Linked DNA regions of Homo sapiens: regions 1 and 3 are each linked to region 2. The links are chromatin loops, found by intact Hi-C in ENCODE. Cell type or tissue: IMR-90. All regions are shown on one strand. Links, peaks and the distances in the headings refer to the core of each region. The heading gives the core; the rest is flanking DNA.

The links. Hi-C counts contacts between places; a loop is a spot of excess contacts. Peaks named below come from ENCODE experiments on the same cell type or tissue, not always from the same donor. Only the 100,000 strongest peaks of a DNase experiment are listed, where the experiment ranks them.
Region 1: a loop joins it to region 2, with 5 times the contacts of the local background. A loop is called at or near these places in 6 of 110 quality-filtered maps.
Region 3: a loop joins it to region 2, with 4 times the contacts of the local background. A loop is called at or near these places in 16 of 110 quality-filtered maps.

What each region holds. Positions count from the first base shown.
Region 1 is chr20:19,897,789-19,908,478 of GRCh38, reverse strand. All of the region lies in intron 3 of RIN2 (Ras and Rab interactor 2), which reads right to left. Among named protein-coding and RNA genes, the nearest start is that of NAA20, 110 kb to the left of the region's middle. In IMR-90, for the core only: a CTCF peak has its summit at 5,172; a DNase peak (open chromatin) is centred at 5,138; H3K27ac peaks cover 580 bases.
Region 2 is chr20:19,686,829-19,697,518 of GRCh38, reverse strand. It overlaps SLC24A3 (solute carrier family 24 member 3), which reads right to left. Exons shown (of 17, transcript NM_020689.4): 13 at 4,094-4,260; 14 at 608-722. Among named protein-coding and RNA genes, the nearest start is that of RIN2, 66 kb to the left of the region's middle. In IMR-90, for the core only: CTCF peaks have their summits at 4,724 (motif pointing left) and 8,974 (motif pointing left); DNase peaks (open chromatin) are centred at 5,218 and 8,888.
Region 3 is chr20:20,004,516-20,015,205 of GRCh38, reverse strand. No RefSeq gene overlaps it. Among named protein-coding and RNA genes, the nearest start is that of NAA20, 7.5 kb to the left of the region's middle. In IMR-90, for the core only: no CTCF peak of the experiment used is centred there; a DNase peak (open chromatin) is centred at 4,355; H3K27ac peaks cover 365 bases.

The sequences.
Region 1 (10,690 bases), core at 1,382-9,381, 210 kb before region 2:
CGCTCTGTGGCCCAGGCCGGAGTGCAGTGGTGCGATCTCAGCTCAATGCACGCTCCGCCTCCCGGGTTCACGCCATTCTCCTGCCTCAGCCTCCCGAGTAGCTGGGACTGCAGGCGCCCGCCACCACGTCCGGCTAATTTTTTGTATTTTTAGTAGAGACGGGGTTTCACCATGTTAGCCAGGATGGTCTCGATCTCCTGACCTCATGATCTGCCCACCTCGGCCTCCCAAAGTGCTGGGATTGTAGGTGTGAGCCACCGCGCCTGGCCGATGTCCAAACTCTGAAGTTCCTATGTCCATAACACAACATAATGCCTCTTGGATGAGTCTTTTTTGGTTTGGAAGTGATCGCCCTGCAGACAGATGGAGCATGGACCTAAGCTCTCCCGACTGTGGTGAAGGCTCAGAGGTCAATGTTACAGGCATGAGGAAGGTGAAGAAATAACACTTCATTAACCAGCTTCAGCCAACAGCAGCTGCCCCTTAAGGAGGGGCCTTCTTGATGGCTGGCATTGTCCATTGTCTCACTTAATCCTCCATCGTCTTAGCACCATAGGACAGGGATTTATTAATCCCACCTTACAGATGAGGAAACTGAGGCTCTGAGAGTTTGCTTAATGTCATGCAGCTGGTAATGGTGCAACAGGGATTGGCAGCCCTTACAAACCCATGGCCTTTCCACCAGTATTTACCCAGGTGAGGTACACATATCTTTGATGCATTAAAGGGAATATTGGCTTTTACTACGTTTGAAAAGGTGAGTGTGTGGACTCTGGGCAAGGCCCTGTGGCTATACCCAGGACAAACTCACCAGCTTTATCTCAGACCCTGGGGCTTTCCCAGACCCACCTCCACCCTCTTCCTTCCTGAGCTCAGTGTTCCTGCATCTCTGTATCTTCTTTGGTTCCTTGGAATTTCCTTCCTTGAAGTAATAAGTGGAGAGCTTCTGGTGATGGGTGGAACTTCCTTCCTTCCTCGCTCTGGTGATAAGTGAAGGATGAGAATGCACCCAGTGTCCAGCTGAGGGTTTGGCTGGGAGCCAGGGCTCTGTCTGGTACACAGGCCAGGGCAACCCCCAGCTGCCTCCCCTAGAGCTGCCTCTCCCCTCCACAAGACCCAACCCTCTCCAGGGCTATGATTGGGCTGTGTCCTCAAAGTTCATATGTTGGAAACTTAATCTTCAATGCAACAGTGTTGAGAGGTGGGGCTTTTAGGAGGTAAATAGGTCAAAGGGGTCTGCCATCTTGAATGGATTAACGCCATTATTTTGGGAGTGGGCTGGTTATCACAGGAGTGGGTTCCTGATAAAAGGATGAGTTCAGCCCCTTTTCCTTCTCTCTCCTGCCCTTCCTCTCTCTCTCCCTCCTACCCTTGCATGCACATGTACTCTCTGCTGCCCTTCCACCTTCCACCATGGAATGACGCAGCAAGAAGGCCCCCGCAAAATGCAGTCCCCTCAACCTTGGGACTTCCCAGCCTCCAGAGTTGTAGCATATAAATCTCTGTTCTTTATAAATTAGCCAGGCTCAGGTATTCTGTTTTAGCGGCAGAAAACAGTCTAAGACATTGAGGAAGGCTGTGGCAGTCACTCCAATGTGTATGTCACATATCAGAGGTCATACTCCAGTGGCCTATAGGACACTCATCCATGCTCTGCCCAGTTTGCTTCACATGGGCTTGTCTTGTCTTTTAGAGTTAAACTAGTTTCAACATTTAAATATAATAATATTTCATGCAAAAGTCAGGAGACTTAAACAAAAAAATTCAGGTTTCCAGCTTCTTGAAAATTAGAAACCCTGGACCACGATGGTGATGCTGCCTTGTTAGATGGGATATCTATTCTCCAGATGGCCGCAGACCCCACCACTCCCTATGGTTCTTGTTCTCTAATACTGAGGCCAAATGTCAGTTGCCATTTATCAACTTTGGCCTGGGTTGGCTTCACTCGCCTACATTATCTTCCTGGCCCCTGTAAGCATCCAAGGTTAACACCTCTGATGAATTCATTCCTGCTATTTTTTTCTTTTTGAGACAGAGTCTCACTCTGTCACCCAGGCTCTGGAGTGCAGTGGCATGATTATAGCTCACTACAGCCTCAACCTCCTGGGCTCAAGCAATCCTCCCATCTCAGCCTCCGGGGTAGCTAGGGCTACAGGTGCATGCCACCATGCCTGGCTAATTTTTTATTTTTAGTATAGACAAGGTCTTGCTGTATTGCCCAGGCTGGTCTCAAACTCCCAAACTCGTGCAATCCTCCCACTTCAGCCTCCCAAAGTGCTGGGATTACAAGTGTAATTCACCATGCCTAGCCACTATTCCAGCTGTTTCTGACAACCTGTATGTATGAGGCAAGTAGTGCAGTTCAGGATAGAGAATGGAACCTGCCCTGGGAGATCAGGCTGTGAATCTTGGCTCTGCCACTTACTCTCTGGGGGTGTTTATATAGATTCATGGCCCTGGCATGTGTTTGTTTGTTTGTTTGTGAAATAGAGATACTGCTACCTACACTCAAGACTACCTTTGAGAATTCAGTGACAGGATGCAGTTAGTTCCTAAGTCAGTGGTCAGCAAACTTTCTCTACAGAGGGCCAGAGAATGAATATTTTAGGAATTATTATATAGGGGCAATACAGTCCCTGTAGCAACCAAACTCTGCAGTTAATGGTACAGAAGCAGTTACAGACAATACGTGAGTGAATGGCTGGGTTCCAATAGAACTTGTTGTTTGTTTATTTGTTTTTTGTTAGAGATGGAGTTTTGCTCTGTTGTCCAGGCTGGAGTGCAGTGGCTGCAGCCTTGAACTCCTGGGCTCAAGTGATCCTCTTGCCTCAGCCTCCAGGAGCACCTGGGACTACAGGCACACGCTACCATGCCCAGCTCCAATAGAACTTGACTTTCTTAGTTTATTTATCTTTATAAATAGAGATGGGGTCTCACTGTGTTGACCAGGCTGGTCTCGAACTCCTGGCCTCAAGCCATCCTCCCATCTCAGCCTCCCACAGAGTTAGGATTACAGGTATGAGCCACTTCGCCCAGCCAGAACTTGACTTTCAAGCACAGATGCCAGCTGGATGTGGCCTGAGTGTCATCGTTTGCTTTGTCCTCAGAGGTTCTCTCACTCCCTCTCCTGCCCCTCTCTTGTCCACTCCACATATGTCAGGTAGACGAGTTATTTCAAAGAGTATGAGACAATCCTGAAAAATGCACATGACAGGAGTCTGCAATCCTCCTCCCTGTCTTACCTTCCAAGTGGGGAAGGTGTGAGTTTTGAGTCTGTTCTGGCTCAGCTTTTGCTGAGCAGATTCTGAATCGGGGCAGAGAAGAAAACCATGATACTAAAGACCCCAGCCAGGTCAAGGGGACCTGTACAATAAAGACCAGAAAGTGGGAACGGGACAGAGTAAACCAGAGAGGACCACCAGGCTGGAAGAGCTTGGGAGAGATAGAGGAAGCAAATCAGAACTGGAGAAGCTTGAACTTGAAGGATGGGGAGGAAGGGCAGGGCTACCTCAATTTGAGAGAGCTGCTTGGCACCTGAAGAAGCAAGTGTAGAGAAAGAACAGCAACTCAATGTCAAGATTTCAAGTTGTGCTGATGGGGAGGCTGGCTCTGGCCTCCTTTGAGTGACTCCAGGGAAGATTTTAATTGCACTTTGGTTTTCTTGGTTGATGGATGGAGACACAGTGCTAATGCCGGGTGAGCTTTATGAGGGTGGCACATAGGTGGCACTCCCCTCCTCATACCCATCACCGCTTCCGATAGCACTAAGAATGGAATCCCAGTGTTCACCTGGCTGGCATGACTGGCATCCTGCCCCTCCTGCCCTTCCGGCCTGCCATTCATTATACTTGCCACCCTTTTTCTCCCTCAGAGCCTCAGATGTCACTCCAGGCCTTTAAACATGTGGCTTCCTTATCCGGGAATGCTCTTCCTTTCGTCTCTTTCTCTCCTGCACAGTTCAGCTTAAAGTCACCTTTTCAGGAAGACTTTCCCTACCCCAATGTGAGTAGCCCTGCCCCTCATCCCCATCCTTCAAGTTCAAGTTTCTCCAATTCTGATTTGCTTCCCCCAGCACCGCATACCCGGTGCCCAGGGCTGGCCTCACCATTGTAGGTGTGGAATCAATACTGGCTGAATAAATGAACCATATATAGGCAGCGCATACAGATGTGTGCTACACATTTTTTTATTCATCCAGCAAATATATATATATATTTTATATATATATATATATATATTTTTTTTTTGAGACGAAGTCTCATTCTGTCACCCAGGCTGGAGTGCAATGGCATGATCTCAGCTCACTGCAACCTCTACCTGCTGGGTTCAAGCAATTCTCCTGCCTCAGCCTCCCGAGTGGCTGGGATTACAGACGTGCGCCACCACACCTGGCTAATTTTTGTGTTTTTAGTAGAGACCAGGCTGGTCTTGAACTCCTGACCTCAAGTGATCTACCCGCCTCGGCCTCCCAAAGTGCTGGGATTACAGGCATGAGCCATGGCGCCCGGCCCATCCAGCATATTTATTGAACACCTGCAATTACCGGCCAGGTACTGAGCTCAGCCCAGGTAATACAAATTCAGTAAGACACTCTCTCTGTCCTCAAGGAGCATGCAGGACACTGGGTGCTAAATACATGATCACAGTCTTCTTGCTTTCATTTCCTTTACTTCTGGAAAGCCTGATTCAGAGATAGTTGGAGAAACCTCAAGAAACACAAATTTTATTTCCTAATTTACAGTGCAGACCAGGATTTCTCAACATCAGCATTGTTAGAATTTGGGGCTAGATAATTCTTTGTCGTGGGGGCTGTCCTGGTCATTGGAGGAAGTTTGGCAGCATCTCTGGCGTCTGCCTACTAGAGACCAGTAGCATCCCCATCCCAGTGGTGGCAACCAAAAATATTTCCAGAGAACCAGTGGTCAAGGTGGAACCAGCTGTCCCGGAACAGAACCCCAAGTGACCTGTGTCTTTGAGACCCTGAAACAAGCCTAGAATCTGGAAGTAGAATGAGAAAGGAAGAAACACCCCTGGCACGCTCCCAACAGAACATAAACAACACAGACACAATGTAAACACCAACTATTCAAGGCCACTAGGGAACAGGTCTGAAATGACAGAACAGAAACCAGGATGCTGAAACCACAAAAACGACGAAATGGCCCCCTCTTTCGACACACACGAGCGCTGGCTGCTCCTCCACCGATGATCCCTCAAGCTCCCTTTATTTCCTCCCCTTCCAGATAAAGACCATCAAGCTACCCCTAGCAACAAATTACCCTCACTTCCTGACAACATCTTAGCCCTCCTGTAGAGTTACTCAAGAAAATACAGGATGCTAAGTTAAATTTAAATTTTATTTTATTTTTATTTATTTTATTTTTTTGAGACAGAGTCTCGCTCTGTTGCCCAGGCTGGAGTACAGTGGCACAATCTCGGCTCACGGCACGCTCCGCCTCCTGAGTTCATGCCATTCTCCTGCCTCAGCCTCCCGAGTAGCTGGGACTACAGGGGCCCGCCACCATGCCCGGCTAATTTGTTGTGTTGTTAGTAGAGACGGGGTTTCACCGCGTTAGCCAGGATGGTCTCAATCTCCTGACATTGTGATCCACCCACCTAGGCCTCCCAAAGTGCTGGGATTACAGGCGTGAGCCACCGTGCCCGGCCAAATTTAAATTTTTGATAAATAATGAATAATGTTTTTTAGTATAAGTATGTGCTAAATATTGCATAGGATATACTTATGCCATATCTGGAATTCAAGTTTCACTGGTGTCCTGTATATTTTATTTGCTAGATCTGCAACCCCACCTTCCTTAGAATTACCCAGCGCAAGCAGAAACCCTGTAATGAGCTCCCCCAGCTCCCTCGGACTGAGAACCTCCTATGCCTCTGTCAGTGGGCATTCTCTCTGTCTGCACAAGCTCATAAACCTAACTTTGAGGAAGGATGTCCTCCTGGTGGCCTTTGAGAAGAATCATCCCCACCTTTTGCTATAGGAAACTCAGAGATGGCCATCGGAAAGAGGTAGTGGTGGGTGGCCAGCAAAGGACAGCGGTGAGGGACAGGTGCAGTGGGAAAGTTCAGAGAGGCTCAGCTCACTAGCATCCAGCCCAGGGAGCACTCCATGGAAGGTGGTGGGAGGAGAGACTGCCTGAGTCTCATTTCTGAGCTGGCTGAGGCACAGAGTCAGCATCTCAAGGACTCAAGGAGAGTCGGAGGAGTCCAATGAGTGCTGGGTCCTGTCTCTATGAAATTCCTCCCAAGTTTATATACAGTGTCCACGGAGCCACCACATACTTCACAAACTGTGTGGCAAGTTCTTCATGCCTCAGTTTTCTTAACTGCAAAAGGGGGATAATAATATTGTGAGGATTAAATAAGTTAATGGTTTTAAAGTGCTTAGAACAATGCCTGGAACAGTGTGTTTGCTCAATTTTTTTTTTTTTTTTTTTTTTTTTTTGAGACAGAGTCTCGTTCTGTCGCCCAGGCTGAAGTGCAGTGGTGCCATCTTGGCTCATCACAACCTCCGCCTCCCGGGTTCGAGTGATTCTCCTGCCTCAGCTTCCTGAGTAGCTGAGATTACAGGCGCCTGCACCACACCCGGCTAATTTTTGTGTCTGTAGTAGAGACGGGGTTTCACCATGTTGGCCAGGCTGGTCTCAAACACCTAACCTCAAGTGATCTGCTGGCCTTGGCCTCCCAAAGAGCTGGGATTACAGGTGTGGGCCACCGCACTCGACCTGTTTATTAGATTAAACATAAATATTACAAAGTAATTGAATAAGGAAGAAGGCTGGGCTGTGCCTAGGGAGTGGCACCAAAATAGTTGATTTTACCTAAATGTCAAACAACAAAATGTCTGTTTTTTCCATTTGATCATTTGTTCCTTTGGCTAATGGCAGTGTATACCAACAACGGAGTTTGAGTGTTCATTTTCCCCAGGGTTTAGTTGGCAGGGGGAAGAGCCGCCCCTCAATCGTAGCACACTGATTGTGCTAGCACCCGTGGGTAAATGACAAGGTCGGGTGTTCGACGCTGGGTGGGGCACTTTTGCCAGTGCATGTTGCAGGGTTCTGTTCGGCTGAGTCACCCTGCCTCTGAGGATGTCCACCCATGTATCTGTGTGCAGATGCTTTTGAGAAAGCAAATAAAATGTGGGGACGGGGGTGGGGGAAAGCAGACAGAAAAAGACACCAGTAGTAACACCAAGGCTTGCAGAGTTATTGACTGAAATCATCAAAATACTGTATCTGACCAACAGACAGTTACAATCCAGCTGGTAAGGTGGTATCATTCCATTTTCCAGAGAAGGACATGAAGCTAGGTTGAGAATGAAGACGTTTCTATGCTTTTTGTATAGTGCCGTTCACTCATTGAAATACAGGGTCTGGAGCAGTGGTTCTCCCACCTGGGTGAACATCAGAATCACCAGGAGAGAGCTGGGCCTTATCCTGCAGTTTCTGATTCTCTGGGTCTGGAGTGGAATCCAAGAAGTACATTTCTTTTTTTTTTTTTTTTTTTTTTTTTTTTGAGACAGAGCTCTTGTTGCCCAGGCCAGAGTGCAATGGTGTGATCTCGGCTCACTGCAACCTCCGCCTCCCGGGTTCAAGCGATTCTCCTGCCTCAGCCTCCCAAGTAGCTGGGATTACAGGCATGCGCCACCACGCCTGGCTCATTTTGCATTTTTAGTAGAGACGAGGTTTATCCATGTTGATCAGGCTGGTCTGGGACTCCCGACCTCAGGACATCTGCCCACCTTGGACTCCCAAAGTGCTGGGATTACAGGCGTGAGCCACCACACCCAGCCTAATTTTTGTTGTTGTTTTTGTTTTTTCTTTTTTTTTAATGTAGTAGAGACAGGGTCTCCCTGTGTTGCCCAGGGTGGTCTCTAATTCCTGGGCTCAAGTGATCCTCCCACCTCGACCTCCCAAAGTGCTGGGATTACAGGTATGGGCCACTGTACCTGACTTTAGGACGGTTTTTATTTTTTTATTTTTTATTTTGAGACTCTGTTGCCCAGGCTGGAGTGCAGTGGCACAATCTCAGCTCACTGCAACCTCTGCCTCCTGGGTTCAAGCAATTCTCCTGCCTCGCCTCCTGAGTAACTGGGACTATAGGCATGCACCACCACGCCTGACTAATTTTTGTATTTTTTGTAGAGTCAGGGTTTCACCATGTTGGCCAGGCTGGTCTTGAACTCCTGACCTCAAGTGATCTGCCAGCCTCAGCCTCCCAAAGTGCTGGGATTACAGGCATGAGCCATGATGCCCAGCCAGAATAGTTTTTAAATTGGGATTATTTTACATGAAAATCTAGATTTCTGGCCTCCCTCACTTGGAAAAAACCAAAAAACCCACATTCATTCTTGCATGACAAGAATTGGTTGGAACTGAGAGAGCAGTTTCTCCTTCTAGAAGGGACTTGTATGCTCCAGTTTTGTTACAGTCTCCACCAATCCCACCTGTCTGATGCCAGGCCCACTCACTCATTTTATTTCTGTTTGGCCCTGCAGGTTGTTGAGTTTGTGACTGAGCTGTTTTTCTATGTTGCGCTCCCTAAGATGTTCCCAGTGTAAGCCACAGCCTGATATTCACACCTTTGAGTAATTGCTCCTGAGGCTAGACTTATTGACTGGCTTCTAACGAATAGAATATAGCAGAAGTGATGGGGTACCATTCAAGAGTAGGTTATAAAAAGACTGTGACTTCCATCTCTCTTGCTCTCTCCTGTTTAATTTGCCATGTGAGGAAGCCATCTGCCATGTCCTAAGGCCACCCCTGTGAAGAGAACCATTTGACAATGGACCGAGACCTGCCAAGTTAGTTTGTAAGTGGATTCCTCACCAGTCAAGCCTTCAGATGAGACTATGACCCTGGCCACCAACTCCTCCCAAATCTCATAGTGACCTTGAGCTTGAGGCTCTCAGCTAAACTGCGTTTAGATCTCTGACCCACAGAAAATGTGAGGTATGAATGTTTGCGGTTTGAAGTCACTAAGATTTTGGGTAATTAGTTACACAGCAATAGATAGTACAGCTTCAGATTATGTTGTGGAAATGGTTTTCTACATGCCACCATAAAGACATTTGAAAGATTTTATGCTGGGAAATTATTCTCCATCCAATTCACCTCGGACCACTGGACATATATATGTACATATCTGAGTTTAGGGATTAGAGCAACACCAAGAGCGTCACTGTGAGGATTTTACACCATGAAAAAGAGCCCAGGAATCCTCTACCAGTATTTAAGTCAATAAACATAGAGCTAGCTGTCACATAGTTCTTCAACCTCATTGAAGACATTTGATTTTTTAAGGCAAAAATCCTTGGTTGGGGATATTTGGGAACAAGGAAAGGAGAGGCATAATAGAAGTGGCTGGGAATAAGCCATTTCAGCAGTAATTATTAAGAAACACTCAGACTTGGAAATAGATTAAAAAGGTGGGGCGTGTTTTTTCTGATAAAAAGTGTTTAGTGCTATGAATTTTCCTCTGATTGCTGCTTTAAATGTATAACATTGATTCTGATAGGTAGTGTTTTGATTATCATTTTGTATCATTTTTTTCTGTAATTCCAGTTTGTATTTCTGCTTTCACCCCAGAGTTGTTTATTAGAGGGTTTTAAAACTTCTAGATGAAAGGGCCTTTTTGTTTATTTGAGTTTGTCCTTTCATTGCCATGCTGGCACGTGATTTAACAAGTTTATCTATGGATTAGTTAATTGTCTAGAGGAATGTATCTGTGTTTGACTTATGTGGTATTAATGAAGAGATCAGACACAGTGAGGTTATATACCAGCCTGCAGATTTCTGTTCTGTAAAAAGGGAGAACACCAAAGGTTACAGTTTTATTGCCTTGTAGGATGTTACCAGTTTGGATTTTAACTCAGCAAACTTATCACAGACTGCCTTTCTAAGTTGACTACAAATACATCATTTGTCAAAGCATTTTTTGAACCAGTTTTACTATTTACTGGTTTCCTCATAAATGGGTGAGATAAAGCTTTGGCAGGTGTTCATTCTATATTGTACAAGAGTCATATTTTAACTTTTTGAAAATTTTACATTGACACAATAGTCCTTCAAAACTACATCTTCCTTCTTGGTATCCTTCTAATATGAAACTTAGAGCTACAAGGAAGCCTGGAGAAATACATCATTGAGGGGAACCTGGGCAATCTGCTTCACTCCTGATTTTTAAACAAAGAAGTCCCCTGGCGAAGATGAGCATGTGTTGGAACGACACATGCTGTTAGCATCAGAAATGAATGGCCACAATGTACTGGAAAAACCATTTATAAAACCATGAGATCCATTGCTTTTTGAAAATATGAAAAGGAATTTCTGTTCGATAGGCTCATAGCATTCCTAGAAAGTCATGCCTTGGGGGCGCTGACTTGAGTCCTGGAAATGTTTGGAACAAATGGTGAGAGGCATGTGTGTGCATCCAAAAATAGCCAACAGGCTGGGCACCAAAGCTCATGCCAATAATCCCAGCACTTTGGGAGGCTGAAGCAGGAGGGTCACTTGAGCCCAAGAGTTCAAGACCAGACGGGGCAACGAAGTGAGACCCTGTCTCTACAAAAACTAAAATAAAAGTTGCCAGGCATGGTGGCATGCATCTGTAGTCCTAGCTACTTGGGAGGCTGATGGGGGAAGATAGCTTGAGCCCAGGAGTTCCAGGCTGC
Region 2 (10,690 bases), core at 1,686-9,685:
CTGAAAACTGACCTCTGGGACCTGTCACTTAGAGGGCACTGCAGGTGGGTCAGCCTTAGGGATGAGGTTTGTCCTCTCTAAGCCTCAATTTTCTTGTCCATAAAATGGGGGTATGATTGTGCTTATTTCACAGAGCTGTTGTTTAAATCAAATAAGATAGTGCATCTATCATGTTTTACTCAGTAAAGGTTAGCTGTCAGTACATTTCCTACTACTTTGAATAATAGGAGGATGGTGATACAGCCTCCAGAAGGGGCTATGGGTGCTACCTAGGAAATGTCTTTGCTTTCCTCAAGGGTAGGACCTTCTGGATTATTTCTCTGTTCTTCTGAGCCCAGGAAACCTTTCAACCAACACGGCATCACCCTCCCTCCTTCCAAACCCTGTTAATTACCAGGTGGGTCCCCCAGGTAGAGAGGCCCGCCTGCCCGCCTGACTTCCTCCCTTCCTTCCTTCTTTCCTTCACTCCCTCCCTCCCTCTTTCCTTCTCTTCTCCCTCCCTTTCTCTTCTCCCTCCTGCCTTCCTTCCCTCCCTCCCTCCCTCCCTTCTTCCCTCCCTCTCCTCCTCCCTCCCTCCCTCCTTCCCCATTGCCACTGGAAGTCCCACCTTGTCTGGCCACAATGAGGCTGGCCATGCAGTCAGGCACGCTGGTCCCAGCAGCCAGGAAGGTGATCCCCATGATGACGTCAGGAATCCCCAGGGTGTAACCAATGATTGTGACCTAGAAGGAGCAGGAAGAGGTGGTCAGCTGAGGGTCACCTCAAGCCCCACCTGCCCATGATTCTTCTGATGGAGACTCACAACAGGCTATGGTCTGGGCTATCTCTGTGGGGTGCAATGTCTGCTCTCTGTATCAATACAGAGGGTGACAAACACTATGTGGATGCCGACCGGGGCTGCAGGTCAGGGGACGGTGCTGTAATAGGACCCAAACTTTCCAACAAAACATTGGCCTTTTCACTTGTTCTCTTCCGGTGAGGCGGGTGGTTTGAGAAGAGAAAATAGAATTTCTGGGAAAAAGGCAATATTGGGACAGAATATTTGAACTACGGGTGGCCCTGAGGCATCCAGAATGGATGGATGCTTTGCTTGGAATTTGAGCGTCCATGTCAGGGAGGATGCACAATGGGAATTTAGAAGAACTGCAAAGGGGCTGGATTTGACAGTATCCATACTTGTTAGAAAAGGCATAACTCTAAGGTTGGGCACGGTGGCTCAGGCCTGTAATCCTATCACTCTGGGAGGCCAAGTTGAGAGGATTGCTTAAGTTCAAAAGTTCTAGACCAGCGTGAGCAACATAGTGAGACCTTGTCTCCACAAAAAATTTTAAAAATTAGCTGGGCATGGTGGTGTATGTCTGTGGTCCCAGCTCCTTGAGAGGCTGAGGCAGGAGGATGGCTTGAGCCCAGGAGGTTCAGGCTGCGATGAGCTGTGATAGTGCCATTGTACTCCAGCCTCGGCAACACAGTGAGACCCTGTCTCACAAAAAAAAAAAAAAAAAAGAAAAGGAAAAAAAGGGGAAAGCCATAACTAGCATTTCCTTTTCTCTATTCCTTGAAGCTTGGTAGCAATTTGCTGTCCTTGTCAACATCTTCTTCACTATAATAGCTTCTGGGGACCATCATCTTAAGTGAAACAGCTCAGACACAGAAAGTCAAACTCCACATGTTCTCACTCATAAGTGGGTGCTACGTAATGTGTACACTTGGACATGGGGTGTGGAATGATAGGCAATGGAGTCTTGGAAGGATTGGGGGCAGAAATGTTGTGTTTCTACATCTCAATTTCCTCCCTGGAGACTGAAAAACAGGAAGGCCAGAGGCCACCTCAGTTTAAATTCAGCACGGAATGAAGTGGGGTGGGTGACGAGAAATTACTTAATGGGTACGATGAACATTATTTCAGTCATGGATACACTAAAGTCAGGACTTCGTCACTTCCATCACACAATATATCCATGTAACAAATTTACTTGTACCGCTTAAATTTATGCAAATATAGAAAAAGCAAATGCAAGCATGCTTAAAAAAACAAAAGCAGTTGATGAGGCAGATGATGAGGGAGCTGGTGGCAAAAAAAGAGGTAAGTGGAAAAAGAGACACATTCCCTGCATGTGGGCCCAAGGAGAAGATAACTCACAAGAGTTGAAACTGTCAGGTCATTTTAGGATGCCACTGGATCTCCCTCACTTGCCATAAAATTACAGGAAATGCAAAGCACATGTTGTAAGGAGCACATTCTTCTCACAGTTCCTCCTGGGCCAGCCCTTGAGAGACACCTACACCCGGAACCCTGACTTCACTCCAAAGGCCACAATCGCTCCTTCCCTGTTCAAAGATTGGGGGGATGTGAGTGAAATCCATAGAGATGCTTGCCTTGCCTCCTTTCAGACAGAGAATGCAGCTCATTTCTGTTCAGTACTGAGCAGAACTGAACAGAATTTAACCTGGGGTGGCCACAGGGCTTTCTGACTTCCGGTCTCCAGGGAGGAAAGTGAGCTGCAGAAACACACGCTGTTTCTATTTTGTCGCTCTGGATCAAATGGAGCTACCAGCGTCCTGGCCAAACCTTGTTTTTCCTTTTTAACCCTCAGCTCAGTCCCTGTAGGAACCTGGTTTGGCTCAGCCAGTCTTGGCCTCTGGTTCATCATTTTCATGATCATGTTTGTGGCTGGGTCTGGAGTTCAGGGGAGCAGACTGCTCAGGTGGCTGGGACCAGGTCTCCGGCTTCTCCTAGTTTTCTCCCTACTCCTGGGCATTGATTGGGACTTATTAGAACCTCCACTGGAGGAAAAGGAAGCAAACAGAAGGAAGTTGAACCTCAGATGAGTCAGGTCAGTTAGCCCGCTGGTTAGGGGGCTGCACAGAAAATCATGTAGCACCTTAAGGTCAGGGACAGCCAACACTGTCCCCCAAATCCAGATAGGAGGTGGCTCTTGGTGCATATGTCAGATGAAAACATTAGTGAATGCAGGATGAGGGAGAAACCCCTGGCTATAAAACTTGGGTTTTAAAAAAATGTTTGTGATATTGAGGAAAGAGATGATTATGAATTAGTTGTGTCAGGTTTACAAATTTGCAACCCATGTAGCAAAATTTTTCTGGGTATTTTTGTTCTTACCAAAATATCTTTTTCATAACCTTCTTTTTAGCTCTTGAGTTTAATTCTCCAGAATTTATATTACATTTCTATCCAACACTCAAGGCAAGATTAATTTGGATTTGCATCATTTTGCCATGCTTTTTAATTTCTGTCCAATCCTAATGATTTGGAATTTCTCCCCAGTTAAAAAGTATAGCCATAAATGGGTAATGCATTCTGGAAGGCTGGGTTTCCTAAAATGGCTTTGTTAAGGTCAAAGCCACTGAATCGATGTCAATCAACTAATATCAGTCAATGTCAATCAACCAATGTGAATCACTGAGTCATTATTTTAGCCTCAGAAGGGACCCTTGAGTGATCACCTCATACAATGCCTCATTGTCTGGCTGAAGAAACTAAGATGCCGATAGGGATTGATCATCATTTCCCAATTCTTTGTGCCTTTCCTCCATGTCCTTTGCCCTGTGACATGGCTGTTCTTCCCACTGGAGCAGGTGGAGTACACTTCCCCCATGCCATTGATGTGGGGCTTGGCCAGTAAAATGTGTGTGGACGTGATGGTAAGTCAGGGCCAGGCGAAGATCCTGGAGGCATTTCGTGTTTCCACGTACTCTCTTGCATTCTAATGATGCACTGTGAGAAGAGCATACCCCAGGTAGCTAGCCTCTGGTACAAAGAAAATGAGCAGACACGTGGAGTAGACATGGACCCCACCTGCTGCCTGAATCAAACATGACCACCCTGAAGCCTGAAGCAGAGCTGCATAGCAGGTCCCAGCTAAGATTAATGAATCCACAGTCAACATGAAGACGTGTGAGCAGGAGAATCGATGCCTGCAATTCTAAACTACTAAGTTTAGGAGTGGTTCGTTGTGCAGCTTATTGTAGCAATAGCTGACTAGTACAGTTATCGGCTGAAACCCTGACTCTTATTCCCTTCTTTATTCTCTAAAGAGATTTAACAGTGCCATGGGGTCCCGATTGCACTCACCATCCACACCATCATGTAGGAGAAGGCTGCGATCCACAGCGTGGAGGAAGCAAACGTCACCATGAACCATTTCTCCCAGCGCGGCTTGTTGCAGTTGGGTACAGTGAAGTATAAGACGAAACTCAGCGGCCAGGTGAACGCCCATTTCACTGTTTCCAGTTTACCCGCTGGAAAAATGAAAAAGGCCAAAAAGAAATAAAAAAAAAATAACAAAGAACCCCAGTTAGCTTTATTTCTTTGCTCTGCCAAGTGTCTGTACTGCTTTCCCCAGAATTAAACCTTATTATATTGCTCTTTTTCTAAAACATTCAAATGACTTTCCATCACCAACGAAACCTGACATGCAACACCAAACAGAATTAAAAAAAAAATTACCCACTGCCCACCTGCTGATTAGGTCTCCGAAATGAGAGGGTGAATCACTTCTTAGTAATACCAGGCTAGGGGGATGGTTTGGCAGATGGCCAGGTGGGAAAAGAGAGGAGGATACTCAGGTCAAAAAAGAGGTGGAATGTGTGTAGGTGCAGGGGGTCGAAATGGGGGTGGGGAGCTAGGAAGACCTCCAGTGGGCTTCTGTTTTCCACGTTTTCGCCCGATAATAAAGCGTCAGCGGACGCAGCGCCACCTGGTGGAATTTCTCAGCATCGTCGGTCAGCGCGCCGGAATCTTCAAAGAGGATTTGAAGGCTCTCCCTAGACCTGTATTACTAACCTGATTAACTGCTAATTCACCTCTAGAAATAAATATGCATACATATTTCCATGTATTCCTCAATGCAATCCAGATACACAGTGCCTCTACCTTCCAGAAAGTTTGCTGTGCCTCTTTCTAGTCAAACCCTCACCCTCTACCACCATAGATATTGTTTTTACTGTTCTCCAACTTCAAATAAAACCATATAGGATGTTTTCGTGCCTTCCTTCTTCTTTTCAACATAATGTGATTGAGATTCATTCATGTTGCGTGATCCATTCCTTTTAATTGCTGTGTAGTATTCCCTCCTATGAATGTGCTACGATTTGTTATCCATATGGCGGTGGGTGAGCATTTGTTTGTTGCCAGTTTGAGGGTATTACAAGCCAGGTGACTATGAACATTGTTGTACAAGTCTTTTTGTGGTCATGTTTCATCTCTCTTGGACGAAGACCCAGGAAAATTGCTGAGTCATAAGGTGGGTATTTATTTAACTTTATAAGAAACTGCCAGTTTTCCAAAATGATTGAACCATTTTATATTCCCACCAGAGTTAAGGAGGAATTTTTATATTATAACATTTGAACAGTAATTAAATGTTTAATAAAATGTATTTTATAATTTTAGACCAGTATCCAGTATTTGTTTCATATATCCTACCAATCTCCAAATAGTTTCTTAAAACTGCATAGATAGAAAAAGTATCTAACATTATTTCTGGCACCCTCTGGCCTCTCTTAAAGGGCCGAGGCACAGTGTCTATGGGAGGCAGAGGGGTTTCTCATTAGATGGTGCTGGGCTCCGGTCCCTGCTCTGTGGCTTATGAGTTGAAAGACTCAGTTAATTAAACTCTCTACACCTCAGTTTCTTCATCTGTGAAAATGTGTATACAGCAGCACCGAGCTCACAGAGTTGCTGGGAGAATTAAATGAGATGATATTAGGATGAGGGCTGGGACAACATGAGCTCACAAGTCGTTCCTGTCAAAATCCTGGGAGTCATTCTTGATCTTTCCCTTTCTTTTATCCCCCACAGCCAACCCTGGCAACCTGACAGGACATTCCCACCATCTCATCATCCCCACAGCCTCCGCTGGGGCCAGGTTCACCAAGGCCTGGCTGACAACCTGGCTTCCTACGGGGACTACTGCTCCAATGCCTATCCTACCTCCATCTGTTTGCTACCAGTAGCCAGAGGAAAGAGTCTCAAAAACCAAATTGTTCTAGAACCTTCCACTGGCCTCCACTGCCCTTAGAGTAAAATCAGGTCTCCCCACCATGGTCTGTAAGGCACTGCCTGATTTTGCCGCACCTGCCACTCTCCCTGCTCACATACTCCCTGGTCTTGGCTAACTTTCTGTCCTCAGACACTCCAAGCCTTTTCCTGCCTCAAGGACTTTGCCCTCGCAGGTCTTCTGCCTGGATCTTCTCATGGCAGAATCTGCCCTGTCACGCAGGCCACTTCACTGCTCGAATGTCACTGAGCCCTCAGATAAATCTAAATATAACTCTCATCATCTCACTCCAGCTTTTCTATTTGTTTCATAGCAAATATTTTTATTTGTTTCATGCGAATATTTCCTGTCTTAAACCATCAGGGTTGTTTCTTAATTTATTTTCAGTCTCCCTCAAATTAGAATAAAGTCTATGAGAACAGGGGTCTTCTCACTTGTTTAGCACCTGATTGAAAGGCAGGGATAGTGCAGGGCTTATATTGCATTTTCAGTAAATATCAGTAACAGTAGTAGTAATAATGTTATTATGAACAATCTAATCAGACAGACCAAAGAAAATTACTTGGTTTTGAGAATCTAAGGCTATCCAATTTACAAGTACAGAGTAAAGCAAACAAACAAAAAAAATAGTAAGAAAAGAGAAGTGTTTTCCTATTAGCTGCTATGAGTCTTGTTAGATTTAAGCTTTGGAGATGGTCAAGTGAATGATGAGAACATAGAGACTGTGCTTGCTTTGTAAATCAAGAAGCCTGGCTGAGAGTTGTTTGGAGAGGGGCTTCCAGATGCTGCAGAATCCAGGATATGGCCAGCTCTTTGGATCCCAAATGCATCCTGGAATTTGGCACATTCCTAAATCCCGCAATGTGCTGATAAGGCATTTACCCATGTGGAACCTCCTAGAATCCCCTCAACGGCCTTCCATATGGCTGATGCCCTCAAACGGACAGAGTAACTCGGTTTAGTTTAAAATACACACCCAATCAAAGATTACGAAGAAACACAGGAAGAGGAAGAGAAATGATCCCAACTTGGCTCTTTCACATTCTTCAGAAAATAAAAAAAAAGAGGGAAGAAAAAAATGAAGTCAGAATTTACGAGTGCAAGAGCTTGGAAAATGATATTGATTAGACAAAGTTGTAAGAAGTGTAAGTTAGTGCCAGTGAATTTTGAGTTTTTATCAACTGCTTTAAAAATTTCTGACTGGACACTGGGAGGGCATTATATCTGGAAAACATCATTTTCAATGACATATATGCTTTCTTTAAGTTATTGCCCCTTTGTAACAACAGAACCTTAAAAGCAGAAATTCAATGAGCATTATCTGAATCATATATTTAAATGTAATGCAGCAAATATAACAAATATAAAGGTGTTTTTTAAAAATGATTTTGAGGAACAAAGGCAGTCAAATAAAGATCACCCACATTTTAGCTGGTCTTAATTTTCCTTTTTTTTTTTTTTTTTTTTTGAGACAGAGTCTCACTCTTTTGTCCAGGCTGGAGTGCAGTGGTGCAATCTCAGCTCACTGCAACCTTTGCCTCCCAGGTTCAAGTGATTCTCCTGCCTCAGCCTCCTGAGTAGCTAGGATTACAGGCGTGTGCCACCATGCCTGGCTAACTTTTGTATTTTTAGTAGAGATGGGGTTTTGCCATGTTGGCCAGGCTGGTCTCCAACTCCTGAACTCAGGTGATCCGCATCCTCCCTTTGCATCCCAAAGTTCTGGGATTACAGGCATGAGCCACCACGCCCAGCCCTTAATTTCCATTTCTGAATAAAGGGTTTAAAAAGGTTTCCTTTCCTCTTTGAGTCAACAACATTTCTGGACATTTTTCCATCTTCTGCTCTATTACCATTGGGTCAAAATAGAGCAACAAGGGGGATAGGTTTATTCTTCATTCATTCATTTAATAAATATCTGTGAATGTCCTCTATGCCATTTTGTGCCAGGCACTGCTGCAGGTCCTGGGGGTACAGCAATGAATTAAGAGAAAAAACTTCCCTGACCATGGACCTGATGTGTTGGTGATTACCTGATTTCACAAAAGTCAGCCAGCAACTGAGAGCTGAAGCCAGGGGCCGGAGCTGGCCCGTAAGCATGATAGTATCCCTTTGAGTTGGACTTGGCTTTAACAAGCAAAAGGATTTGTTTCTAAATTATGTTCCTCAGTCAGCTTTGAAGAAAGCTGAATTCTATCAAAGAGAGAAAAAGTTATTGCACAGTATTTTAGACCTAGACCTAAACATATACATTTGTTCCGATAATATCGGCAATAAAAATGTACACTGTTTTAAAGTAAAAAATACAGAAAAAACATAATTTTGCTTTGGAAAAACCTACTTATATTTTGGTGTATTTCCTTCTAGTTTTTCTTTCCCATGGAAATGTGTTTACCTACATACACATGAAAAGGTTTCTTTTGCTGTCTGTCAACAATAAGGCTTTCTTCACCCAAGAGATAACAATAGCTGCACGTTTATATGTATGTATGTGCATATACCAAGTGTAGATGTATATGTGTATATTGTGTGTATATAACCTATAATATAGTATATACATATATAAACATAAATATGTTAATATCTGCACATATATTATACATGCATACAATATATTAAGTGTACACAGTATACATGTGCATGTTAACACTATGTTATATCAATCTTAAATTGCACACTGTACATATATGTACATATATGAACTCACAACAGTATTCACATACTCCTAAATAATTACTTTCTTGGTAATCATCATACCCATTATAGTCAAGTCCTGAGAGAAGAAAGCACTGTGGCTGGGTGCCAGAAACAGGGTACTCATGCCTTGCAGAATGACTATGAGAGAGAAAAATGTCCTCATCATGTGGACGGATCTTTTTCAGTCCACAGGAACTTGACTTGATAGGAACCCATCTGGGGCTCCCAGAACTGACTCCCTGGCTTCTCAATGCCCTCTGCTGGCCGGAAGCACCCGACAGGCTTCTCACCCATAAGCAGAGGCCTGCCTGCCCCAGGAAGCGGGCCTGGCTGGACATTCAGTCCCCTTGCCTTAAAATGGAGTTCCTAATTCTGGGCCTGGGATTCCTTAGCAGCTGGTGGAGGGGAAGAGACAGTTGTAACTGGGGGAGCCCACTCTTTTCAAAGGCAGACCCGGGCTCTGAATCAGGCTTTCCCGCATCTTAGAAGAACTGGGAAGATTGCTGAGTGCCTCTAGGTCTCTAGCCTCTCCGTGCTCCAAGTGTGGCACACAGACCAGCAGCGTCAGTGTCACAGGATGGGGGGCAGCCGGTTCTTGATTAGCAATGCAGACTCGGGCCTCACCCTAGACCTCCTGAATCAGAACGTGCATTTCATTAAGGAAGCCCTGGTGAGAAGGGCTGCTAGAGAAGAACTTGGAATTCTGCTTTCTATCTTGGCAGCTGGGAGCCCTTGAATGACATGGAGACCCCACGGGATGGTACGACCACACAGAGTATCGTCTCTTCTCTCCTGTCTGTGCTTCAGGAAGGACACAGGAGGGGATGTGGGGTTCCTGAGCCTCAGGTGAAGCATCTGTTGGGGGTGAGATGCCTGCAGCCATGTCTCCTCATACACAGGAGCCCAGAAGGTGTGGCTGGAAGGTCTGAGGCCTCCATCATCTGCAACCTAATCACAGTGAGACAGAGGGTGGCGAGCACGAGTTTCAAAGACCTTGAAACCCCACAGTTAGCTCTCATCCAGGAGAGAAATACGGAACCAGGGATCTGAAAGGGGTGCTTGGTCCCAATCAGTAACGAGGCCCAGGCACTGGGCCAGACTTGGTCTCATCTCACACACACATCTTTCATTGTCCCCTGGAGGGGTGCACTTGGGGATTCTGGGCTCCCAAGATGCTAACATAGAACTTGGTCACTTACAGAACTTCCACTGGCTCGACTGTTTAATTAGTGAAAGATTTTAGCGAAATAAGCATTACTGGAGCTTGGTTATGGCCAGCTAATGGCGGACTCTGAAAACAGGGGTTGAGTAAGTGGAATTCTAGACACAGGTCCCTAAGATTCTCAGGGTCTGTGAGTGGGATGAGCTATCAGCCTCGTGATTCTGCTGTGTTGTATGGCACAGTTGACCTTTAGGTAGAGAGATTGTGCAGGTGCCTGATCTAGCTGCAAAGAGTCCTCAAAAGCAAAAGGGGAGCCAGAGAGATTAGGAATGATGGCGGGAAGAGCTCCACACATCCAGGTGAAGGTGGAGGGGCTCTGTGGCTTTTAGGAACAGTGGGACATCCCCAGCTGACAGCCATCAAGGACCTGCACAGCCGCAATGAACCGGTGCCTGGTAATGATTTCTCCCAGAGCCTCTGCAAAGGAATGTAGCCCTGGCTACACCTTCATTACGGCCTGTGAGACAGAATCCAGCAGGACTTCTGACCTACAGAACTGTAAGCTAATCAGAGGGTCTTGTTTTGAGCTGCAAAATATGTGGCATTTTGTTATGCAGCAACAGAAAATGAATGGAAGGGTTTACAAGGGAGGAAAGGAGTGTTTTGCCATTTAATCCTTAAGATGTTTTTGTCTTGGTTGATAGGAAAGGTTGCCAAGAAATATATCTGATGGTGGCAAAATGGATAAAGAACGAGTGTACATTTTTTCTATGAAGATAATGTACTAACAAGTAATGATTTAGCTTTGGGTGGG
Region 3 (10,690 bases), core at 1,095-9,094, 320 kb before region 2:
TAATGTCATCCTTGGTAGTTTACAAAGAGGGTATTCACATTCTCAACAAAGGTATTTCACCTCTCTTTGCCTCAGTTTCTGTAAAAGGTGCATAATCATAGCACCTACTTCATTGGATTATTATGAAGATTACATGAGTTAATATTTGTAAAGCAGTTATAACAGTGCTTGCCACATTTTAAGTGCCATATAAGTGTTTGTTAAGAAAAATAATGAAATTAAGTATCTTGCATTTTGAAGGATCAGAATCTGGAGATGTAGAGTTAGGAGAGGCACAGCCCTCAATCATAGACCTTAGCACAAATGGCTCTGGAGGGGTGATGTTTGCTCATAGTCCCCGATGAGCAGCTTAGAGGAGATGGGTGGGGCTTTGGAAGCCGCCTCCCTTTCCTCTTATTGTCTTGCTTCAACCAGAAAAGTCTACATGTTGACACACTTGTTTTATGGGTTTTAAAAATACCTTTTAGGGCTATTTACATTCTTAAAGACTTTTTAATAAAAAGGATATATGCACATTATTAAGAAATCAAAGACTTGTGGAAATGTACAAAGAATAAAGCAACAAATCATTGAAAATTTTGCCACCTGGGAATAAACCATGTTAACTCTCAGATAATTTCAGTCATCTCTCTATGTAGATTAAGGGGAGTGAGAAAGAGACTTTTACTTAAAAGGGATTCTAATTATATATGTTAATAGATTATGAAGTATAAGGTATTACTGTACTTGACTTTTTTCTTGAATTTAACAGAAGAAAAACAAATCAAATGAAAATGAAAGAGTGCCAGGCGCGGTGAGTCACGCCTGTAATCCCAGCACTTTGGGAGGCCGAGGCAGGTGGTTCACCTGAGTTCAGGAGTTTGAGACCAGCCTGGCCAACACGGTGAAACCCCATCTCTACTAAAAATACAAAAATTAGCCGGGCGTGGTGGTGGGCACCTGTAATCTCAGCTACTCGGAAGGCTGAGGCAGAAGAATCGCTTGAACCCAGGAGGCAGAGGTTGCAGTTTGCTGAGATTGCACCACTGCACTCCAGCCTGGGCGACAGAGGGAGACTCCATGTCAATAAATAAATAAATAAATAAATAGGCTGGGCGCGGTGGCTCACACCTGTAATCCCAATGCTTTGGGAGGCCGAGGCGGGTGGATCATAAGGTCAGGAGTTTGAGACCAGCCTGGCCAACATGGTGAAATCCCATCTCTACTAAAAATACAAAAAAAATTTAGCCAGGCATGGTGGCGGGCGCCTGTAATCCCAGCTACTTGTCAGGCTGAGGCAGGAGAATCGCTTGAACCCGGGAGGCAGAGGTTGCAGTGAGCCGAGACTGTACCACTGCACTCTAGCCTGGGTGACAGAGCAAGACTCTGTCTCAAAAAATTAAAAAATAATACAAAGAATAAATAAATAAATAAATATGAAAATAAAGAGATTGCTGAGCAGCACAAAATAAAAGCTCCTAAAAGTTTCCTGTAAAGTTTAAGATATGTATAGTATTATCTTATATATGTATTAAATGTAATTTCAATCTCCTAATGAGGATAATTAATGGTCAAAATCAGATTTTTTAATAGAAATTTCAATTTAGGGCACTATTTACTCTTTTTTTGTGTTGTTTTGTTTTTTGTTTTTTTGCTTTTTTGAGACAGGGTCTCGCTCTGTCTCCCAGGCTGGAGCGCTGGCAAGATCTCAGCTCAGTGGAACCTCTGCCTCCTGGGTTCAAGGGATTCTCCTGCCTCCGCCTCCTGAGTAGCTGGAACTATAGGTGTGCACCACCACACGAGGCCTTTTTTTTTTTTTGAGACAGAGTCTTGCTCTGTCGCCCAGGCTGGAGTGCAGTGGTGTGATCCCAGCTCACTGCAACCTCCGCCTCCTGAGTTCAAGCGATTCTCTGCCTCAGCCTCCTTAGTAGCTGGGATTACAGGTGCCCGCCACTATGCCTGGCTACTTTTTTTGCATTTTTAGTAGAGACGGGGTTTCACCATCTTGGCCAAGCTGGTCTTGAACTCCTGACCTTGTGATCCACCAGCCTTGGCCTCCCGGAGTGCTGGGATTACAGGCGTGAGCCACCGTGACTGGTCTTTTTCTTTCTTTCTTTTTCTTTCTTTCTTTTTTTTTTTTTTTTTGAGAGAGGGTCTCTCTCTGTTGCCCAGGCTGTAGTGAAGTGGCACCATCTCAGCTCACTGCAACCTCCACCTCCCAAGTTCAAGCGATTCTCGTGCCTCAGCTCCTGAGTAGCTGGGACTATAGGCGTGTGCCACCATTCTCTATAAAGCCACATCAGTTTTTCAACTATATATCACCTAGTTGTTTGGTTTTAAGTCTATGATTGAGTGGATGTAATTGTCATTCCTGTTTCTTCTTACAGCTTTTCCCTTTCCATTCTTCATTCTGATGCATGTATGGGTTGGCTGGGTTTCTCTGCTGAGCTTTTGTTTGTTTGACTTTGCTGTGCTTTGTTTTTCCTCGGGCTCATGGTGCTGGTGCTCTATTCACAGAGCGCCCTTGTCTCTTAGGATGCTCAAGTGGAATATTGGCTGGATATTCCTGGATCCCATGTTCTCTCCTCCAAGATTTTGTAAACATCATTACTCCATTGTTTTCTGGTGTTTAAAGTTTCTGGGGGAGAAGAATAAGGCCAGCATGAGTTTTTTTCCCCCTTGTATCAGCGACTTAATTTATGCTGGAGTCTAATTATAACATTTCTAGAAATATAATTATAACACTTTCAGAAATAAAACATTTTTAACAGTGCATGTGTTTTAAACCTAGTGAATCTGACAATTTCAGCAGTTTAACACTGAAATGTACTAAAAACTTCAAAACAGAATCACTCATACATAGCTGATGGGAATATAAAATGGTGCAGCCCCTCTGGAAAACAGTTTGGTAGTTTCTTTACAAATTGAACATGCAAACATGCAACTATCACTTAACCCAGCAATTGCATTCCTGGGCATTTACCCCAGGGAAACGAAAAGTTACGTTTTTATCAAAACATCTGTATGAATATTTAAGCCGGAATCAAAAGTCTGTGTACCCTGTGATTCCATTTACATGGACATTCTTTTTTTTTTTTTTTTTTTTTTTTTGAGACAGGGTCTCACTCTGTTGCCCAGGCTGGAGTGAAGTGGCACCATCTCGGCTCACTGCAACCTCCACCTCCCAGGTTCAAGCGATTCTCCTGCCTCAGCCTCCCGAGTAGCTGGGGCTATAGGTGTGTACCACCACACCTGGCTAATTTTTATATTTTTAGTAGAGATGGGGTTTTGACATATTGCCTAGGCTGGTCTCAAACTCCTGGCCTCAGGTGATCCATCCACCTCAGTCTTCCAAAATGCTGGGATTACAGGCATGAGTGAATGTGCCCAGCCATTTATATGACATTCTGAAAGGGCAGAATTATAGGAACAGAAGAAAACAGACCAATGTTTGCCCAGGCTGGGACTGATCATGGTGGTGGCTACATGACCAAATGAGTCTGTCAAAATACATCAAATGTGTACTAATATGAGTCAATTTTACTTTATCAAACTTATACCTTAATAAATCTGACTTTAAACAGAAGAATCACCAGCACTTTGGGAGGCTATGGTGGGAGGACTGCTTGAGGAGTTGGAGACCAGCCTGGGCAACAAAGCGAGACCCCATCTTTACAAAAAAACAAAAACAAAAAAAAAAAAAAAAAAAAGGAAGAAGAAGAAGAAGGAGAAGGAGAAGGAAAAGAAGAAGAAATAGCCAGGCATGGTGGTATGTGTCTGTAGTCCCAGCTACTTAGGAGGGTAAGGCCAGGGGGATCCCTTGAACCCAGGAGTTTGAGGCTCCAGTGAGCCATGATTGCACCACTGCACTCCAGCATGGTGTTTTTAAAAAAGAAAGGAAGGGAAGGGAAGAGAGGGGAGGGGAGAAAGGGAGAAGGAAAGCTGAGATTGTGCCACTGCACTCTAGCCTGGGCAACACAGTGAGACACCGTCTCAAAAAAAGAAAAAAGAAAAGAAAAAGGAAAAGAAACCAATAAGCAGCAGTATCAGCATATTTTTAGAAGTATGGAGATAAATAATGGTGGGAGGGGAGGGGAGGGGACAGAAGGAAGGAAGGAAGGAAAGAAGGAAGGATCAGCATAGTCTTTCCATTTTTGTCACCATCATTTTAAGAAGTATATTTGAAAAGCATGAACTACGTTAAACCCCACAGTTACTTGGGCTTCTAGGACATGCTGTTATTGACTTCTGTTTCAGTGCATTTGATTTTATTTTTAGCCGGCAGTAAAACACTGTTTCTATCCCGGCTGCACATTTTCCCCTACATTAAAGATGACTCATAGAACTCTTTATTTATCATTCTACACAGAGTAATTTCTTTTACTGCTTAGTTGGAAAAAACTACAAGCTTTTACCACATTTAATGGCAAACATTTTCCTGCTCATTGAAACAAAACACCATGTGCTCTCTGTAAACAGTGCTGACCCAGATTCACATCCATCATTGCAAAATTCCACATTGAAAACAAGCAAACAGCTTGATGGTTCATCTGTTGTTGCTCTGTTTCTTTTCTTTCAGATTATATGGAAAGGACAAAGTGCACAGTAAATATATATTTTGATATATCCTAGGCAGCATACTTTACAATTAAACAGCTTGGATGTTTGGATGACTTCATATAAGAAATTTTTTATATAAAATAATAACTGGATAAGATAGATGCATTGACTCTGGCCTATCATTGTAATAATCTATTTTCAGTTTTGCTAACTAGGATGTATAAGTTCATTCACCATTCAAATGTAAAACTACAGGTTTCTTTCTTTATTATTTTATTATTTATTTTTTTTCTTATTAAAACTACAGGTTTCAATTAAACAAGGCAGGCTGCATTACCTATCTTTCCCCTACCAATACCTCACTAAAATGAGAATTAAAGAAAATTTAAAAAGGAATTTTTAAAAGGGCATACATCCATAGGAACAAAAAGAATGGAAGAGGAGACAGCAGCCAATGGGAACTGGTAACAAAATTTTGCGGGCTTGAAAACTCAGCAGACAGGAGAAAGCTAGATGTTAACCAATGTCAGGCGGAAAAGCCAGCAGGAAGCAAGGCAATCGATTCCCTATGCAGCGTCTGAGCGGGCTCAGGAATGAGCTCTGGCAGGTGTGAGTGAAGGGAGAAGATGAGCGCCTCACTCCTGGAGAGACCCAGAAGCCATGTCCCTGAGCCGTCAGAGCACAGGCAGCGAAAAGTGACGTTGAGACACTGCATTGGAAATGGGAGGAGGTGAAAGCTGGCAGACGGAAAGCTGAAAACCCACAGGCTCCTTGCCTGCTTAGCTCCTAGAACGCTGGCAACAAAATTTAACCCCACTTTGCACCCGGCGCCCGTAGGATACTGGAGAATTTTCTTGTGGGGAAACCACCTGACCCAGGAGAAAAGCCCCACAGGCATTGACATATGACCAGGCTGCTACATGGTCACCCTAAGGAGAGGACCACCATACAAGAAGGTTCAATCCTCACCTTCCATGATATGGAATCAATTATTAATGTCTAATATTGAAAAAGAGGCCGGGCATGGTAGCTCACGCCTGTAATCCCAGCACTTTGGGAGGCAGAGGTGGGTGAATTACTTCAGGTCAGGAGTTCAAGACTAGCCTGGCCAACATGGTGAAACCCCTTCTCTACTAAAAATATAAAAATTAGCCGGGTGTGGTGGCACATGCCTGTAATCCCAGCTACTCAGGAGGCTGAGGCAGGAGAATTGCTTGAACCTGGGAGGTGGTTTGCAGTTAGCTGAGATCGTGCCGCTGCACTCCAGCCTGGGGGACAGAGTGAGACTCTGTCTCCAAAAAAAAAAAAAAGAAAGAAAGAAAAGAAAAAGAAACCAATAAGCAGCAGTATCAGCATCTTTTTAGAAGTATGGAGATAAATAATGAATACACAGCTGGAGACGTAGTTTAGGGGAGGAGATAACAGAAATGGGATTGGGAGGAGGCTCAGGGGCTGCTGCCTTCCATTGCAAGTCTTCCAATATTTGATTTTGAAAACCATGTATTGTGTTTATTCTTTTAAAATCCTCCTTCCCCTTGAAAAACATAAGGCAAAATCATGTGAGTAAACCAGTGTCATCTGGAAAAACAAATGAGGGCTCAGGATTGTCCACAATGGTTACCTGGAGAAATGAAAGAGTTCTGCGAAATTCACCATACTTTCCCTTTGAAATTGTCTGCTGGGGATTCCACAGGAGCTTTTTCCAGCGATGTTTTAAATCATCCACTCCTTGCTCACCGAAGAGGTTTTATTAAACACATCTTTGTTTTTCGAAGTTGGTGAGTAAAAGGGTCTTATGATTAGTAGATTCTCAGGGAATGAAATGCCTTTAAAAGGAAGTTGGCTGTTCTTCTTCTTCTTTTTTTTGAGACAGAGTTTCACTCTTGTTGCCCAGGCTGGAGTGCAACGACACAGTCTCGGCTCATCACAACCTTCCCTTCCTGGGTTCAAGCCATTCTCCTGCCTCAGCCTCCTGAGTAGCTGGGATTACAGGCGTGCGCCACCACACCTGGCTAATTTTGTATTTCTAGTAGAGATGGGGTTTCTCCATGTTGGTCAGGCTGGTCTCAAACTCCCGACCTCAGGTGATCTGCCCACCTCGGCCTCCCAAAGTGCTGGGATTACAGGCGTGAGCCACTGTGGCCGGACCAGCTGTTCTTTAAGAAAATAAAAAAGCTTATAAACTTCCCATGTCACATGCAGACAATGTGACTAATTGTGCAGACTACATGACGACATCCGTGCGTGCACACACATGCATGTGCAAGCAGCTGGCCCGGACAGAGAGATCCCCCTCCGCTGCTCCTGTTTGCCCTCATACAGATGTTGGAGGTGAGAGAAGCCACTCTCCAGCAAACTCAGCAAAATCATTAAGTTTGACTTCAGCAATCCCACCTAATTTTCAGAATCTTTTCCCCACGCCCTTCAAGCCCCTTTTCCCTGTCAAAGCAAGAAGAACATAATTGAATATATATAATGAGGTAAAAACTTGGTTCCTGACATTTGTTTGTTAAGCCTTTTGTCCATAATGTAGGTGATTTTAAATGAAGTTATGCCTTACTCTTAGCAAAACAATTATGAGCTATTTTCTTCTCCTTTCCTGCAGGGTTCTAAGAGCAGCACACCTCCTACATTTGTGTATTTGTATCAGCTGCACAAATGCCAAGGCCCCAAATATACCTTGAACTAATGCTTCTCAAGCCAACTCTAATGTGCTCGTGAATCTTGTTAAAATGCAGATTCTGATCCAGCAGGTCTGCCAGGGGTCTGAGATTCTCACAAACTCCCAAAAGATGTGATGCTTGATCCGTGGACTATGGTTTTCAAGGCAAAACCCTAAACTATCTGTTCAATGAGAGTTTGCAATTTGTCAGGTCTCATATTTTCATGTGCTAGCGAAAAATAGAAGCTTTGTGATGTCGTAGCTGCTTCACTTACGTATTTTTTTCTGATTGGTTAAAGAGTCTCTAGCATTTTATTGTTTTCTGTAGTTTTTCTTTCAGTAGATAATAGATGCATAAGTCTTTTCTGCATATGATCGTACATCAATAGGCTGCAGAGAAAAATGGGAGTGAGAAAGATAAAATGGACGGAAACTGCAATCTGGTAAATAAATGCATTCTCTCATAATTTGTAGAAGTGGTGAGAAATCGGAAGCACGCACATCAGAAATAAAAAGAATTAATCACGTCAACCTCTGTATTCTTCTTGGTAAAGCACCAAGTTTTAAACAATAGTCCTGTTAAATGATATAAATGGACATATAAATTCGTGAATATAATAAAGTAAAAGGGGAAAAAGGTGGAGGAAAGTGGTTAAAATAATCACTGACTATAATTATGCTTTTACTTAAATAATAATTCCTTTTTGGGAAATACTATTTTAGACTCTTGTGCAGGCAGAGATGGTTCCTCTTAGGATTTCGATCTGCCCGTGACTGGGAAGCTAGCAAGACGTCTTTGCAACCTCCCTTGCTCCCTTCTCCCTTCTTGGCGAAAGTCACCCCTGGCTATGGGCCCTGATGATGCTCTTGACCAGCATTGAATACTGGGGAAAATGAGCTACTCCCAACTCACACGCACACACCACCATCACCGCCATCACCACCGTCAGCAGTAACAACAATAAAGTTAGGCCAGGTGCGGTGGCTCACGCCTGTAATCCCAGCACTTTGGGAGGCCAAGGCGGGTGGATCACGAGGTCAGGAGATCGAGACCATCCTGGCTAACACGGTGAAACACCATCTCTACTAAAAATATAAAAAATTAGCCGGGCATGGTGGCGGGCACCTGCAGTCCCAGCTACTCAGGAGGCTGAGGCAGGAGAATGGCATGAACCTGGGAGGCGGAGCTTGCAGTGAGCCGAGATCGTGCCACTGCACTCCAGCCTGGGCGACAGAGTGAGACTCCGTCTCAAAAATAAATAAATAAATAAAATAAAATTAATGACTAGTATTCACTTTATGTTTGATCTTCCTACATTGAGCAACCCGCCCCAGTACATTTTTCTTAAACCTTTGATACCCATTACTGCCTTTCTTCTGTTTCACAAGAAACTTGCCAGCAGATAATAGCATGAATGGGTAAGCAGAAATAAGCAGTAGGGGTGAAATGCCAAAGCAGTCGATTATCTAATAATCATAATAAGTAACATTTAACAGTGCTTGTGGTGTGGTGCCTGGATGTTCTAAGCACTTTGCATGGATCAATTTATGTTTGCCTTACAGCAGTGCCTGAAGAGGCAAGATGCTATTTTCATCCTTGGCTAGTAATAGGTACATACGTTTGACAGGATGCATGTGTCTGTTCCTTTGTAGATGTAACCTGTGAATGTGTTTTATTTTATATACACATACCGTTTTTTTTTTTTTAACTTTTAAGATCATCCCTAGTTGATATGCTAGAACTGCACTCTCCAATATGGTAGCCACCAGCCACATGTGGCTATTGGTTATTTAAGACATGGCCAGTGTGAAATGAGATGTGCTGTAGGTGCAAAATGCACACAAGACTTTGAAGACAATATAAAAAATAAAAAAATGTAAAATGCCTCTTTAATATTTTTAATTGATTGGTTGTTGAAATATATTTGAGATATCATGAGCTAAATAAAATTACTAAAATTGATTCTACATATTTCTTCTTGATTTTTAAAAATGTGGCCACTAGTAAATGTAAAATTACCTATTATGTGGCTTGCTTCGTATTTCTACGGGATAGCACCAGGCTAGAAGTACATGTTCCATGGTCCTCTGCCAGCCAAATCAGGTTGAGAATGCATGCTTGGTTAGGTGTCAGTGGTCTTGGTTAGGCAAAGGTGTTACTTCTCGCAGGTGTGTTTTTATATTAAAATCCAGATTTTGATCTAAACTAGTAGTTTTCACAGCAGAAGCACCTTGGAAGTTTAAAATAAATATGGCTGGCTGGGTCGCCTCTGCAGAGATTCTGATGGTCTGGGCAGCTGGGGCATTGGGAGTTTTAAAAGGCTCCGGGTGACTTCAAGCTGACAGCCAAAGCTGAGAGCCACCTATTCAAATGGAACAACGGACACTGGGTCTTGGTGACAGATAGTGTGGGCGGGTAATGTTTGCAGTGGGGCCGGGTTCACACTTTTTGAGTCTCTGGTTGGAACTGAAGAAACAAACTGTGAAAAGGATCAGAGCCTGCTTTTTGGCAAGGAGGCTTGGAATAGAGTTAAGAGCACCCTCAAACCTACTACGTGAGGGAAAACCCAGCCCACAGAATCATGGTGGGGAAATGGGAAGAAAGGGAAGCAATGGAGCTAATTATGTGTAGTGATATTTCCCCCAGGAAACCGAAGGCTGGTTACAGAGGTGAAGGCCGTCTAGGAGCTCCTCCCTGGCCACCCGTGGTCCTCAGGTTCTGAGCCCCTCTCCACAGGTGGCAGGATCTGACCACCCCCGTTCCCCAGCAGTGAGAAATGAGGGCTGGCTGTAGTAGTTCTAATGTGTGCACTCAAAGGAAATACTCAGATTCATTAATGTAATGATAGTCTAAGTGTCTTACATGCAGCCTCAGAGTTCAGGCAAATTTTACTTTTAAATGGGAGAATTTATAGCAGACTCGAGATAAGAAACTCTGCCCCCATCTCCACCCCCAACCACCTCACTCCAACTGAAGCTTCTCCAGGGAGACTTCTGAGGGGAGGCCTTGGTTACACTTTCTCAGAAATTTGGGAAGCTGAGGGGGGTAGATCCCTTGAGTTCAGGAGTTTGAGACTAGCCTGGGCAACATAGTGAGACCTCACCTCTACAAAAAATAAACACAAATTAGCTGGGCATGGTGGTGCACACCTGTAGTCCTAGCTAGTCAGGAGGCCGAGGTAGGAGGATTGTGCTTGAGCCCAGGAGGTTGAGGCTGCAGTGAGCCGAGATAGCACCACTGCATTTCATTTCAGCCTGAGTGACAGTCACACCTTGTCTCAAAAAAAAAAAAAAAAAAAAAAAGGTTACATGCCCAGACCTTTCAGAATAATTATATATATTTTTAACTTCCCATACCTACATTTCTTCCAAAGCTAGTATTCATGGGGGAAAGGTTTGTGCCAACTGCCACCATTTTTGATGTTGGAGTAAAATCGATCTTTTTCTAATCAGAACCTGTTTCTTGAGACAAATGCCAGATGTTTTCCT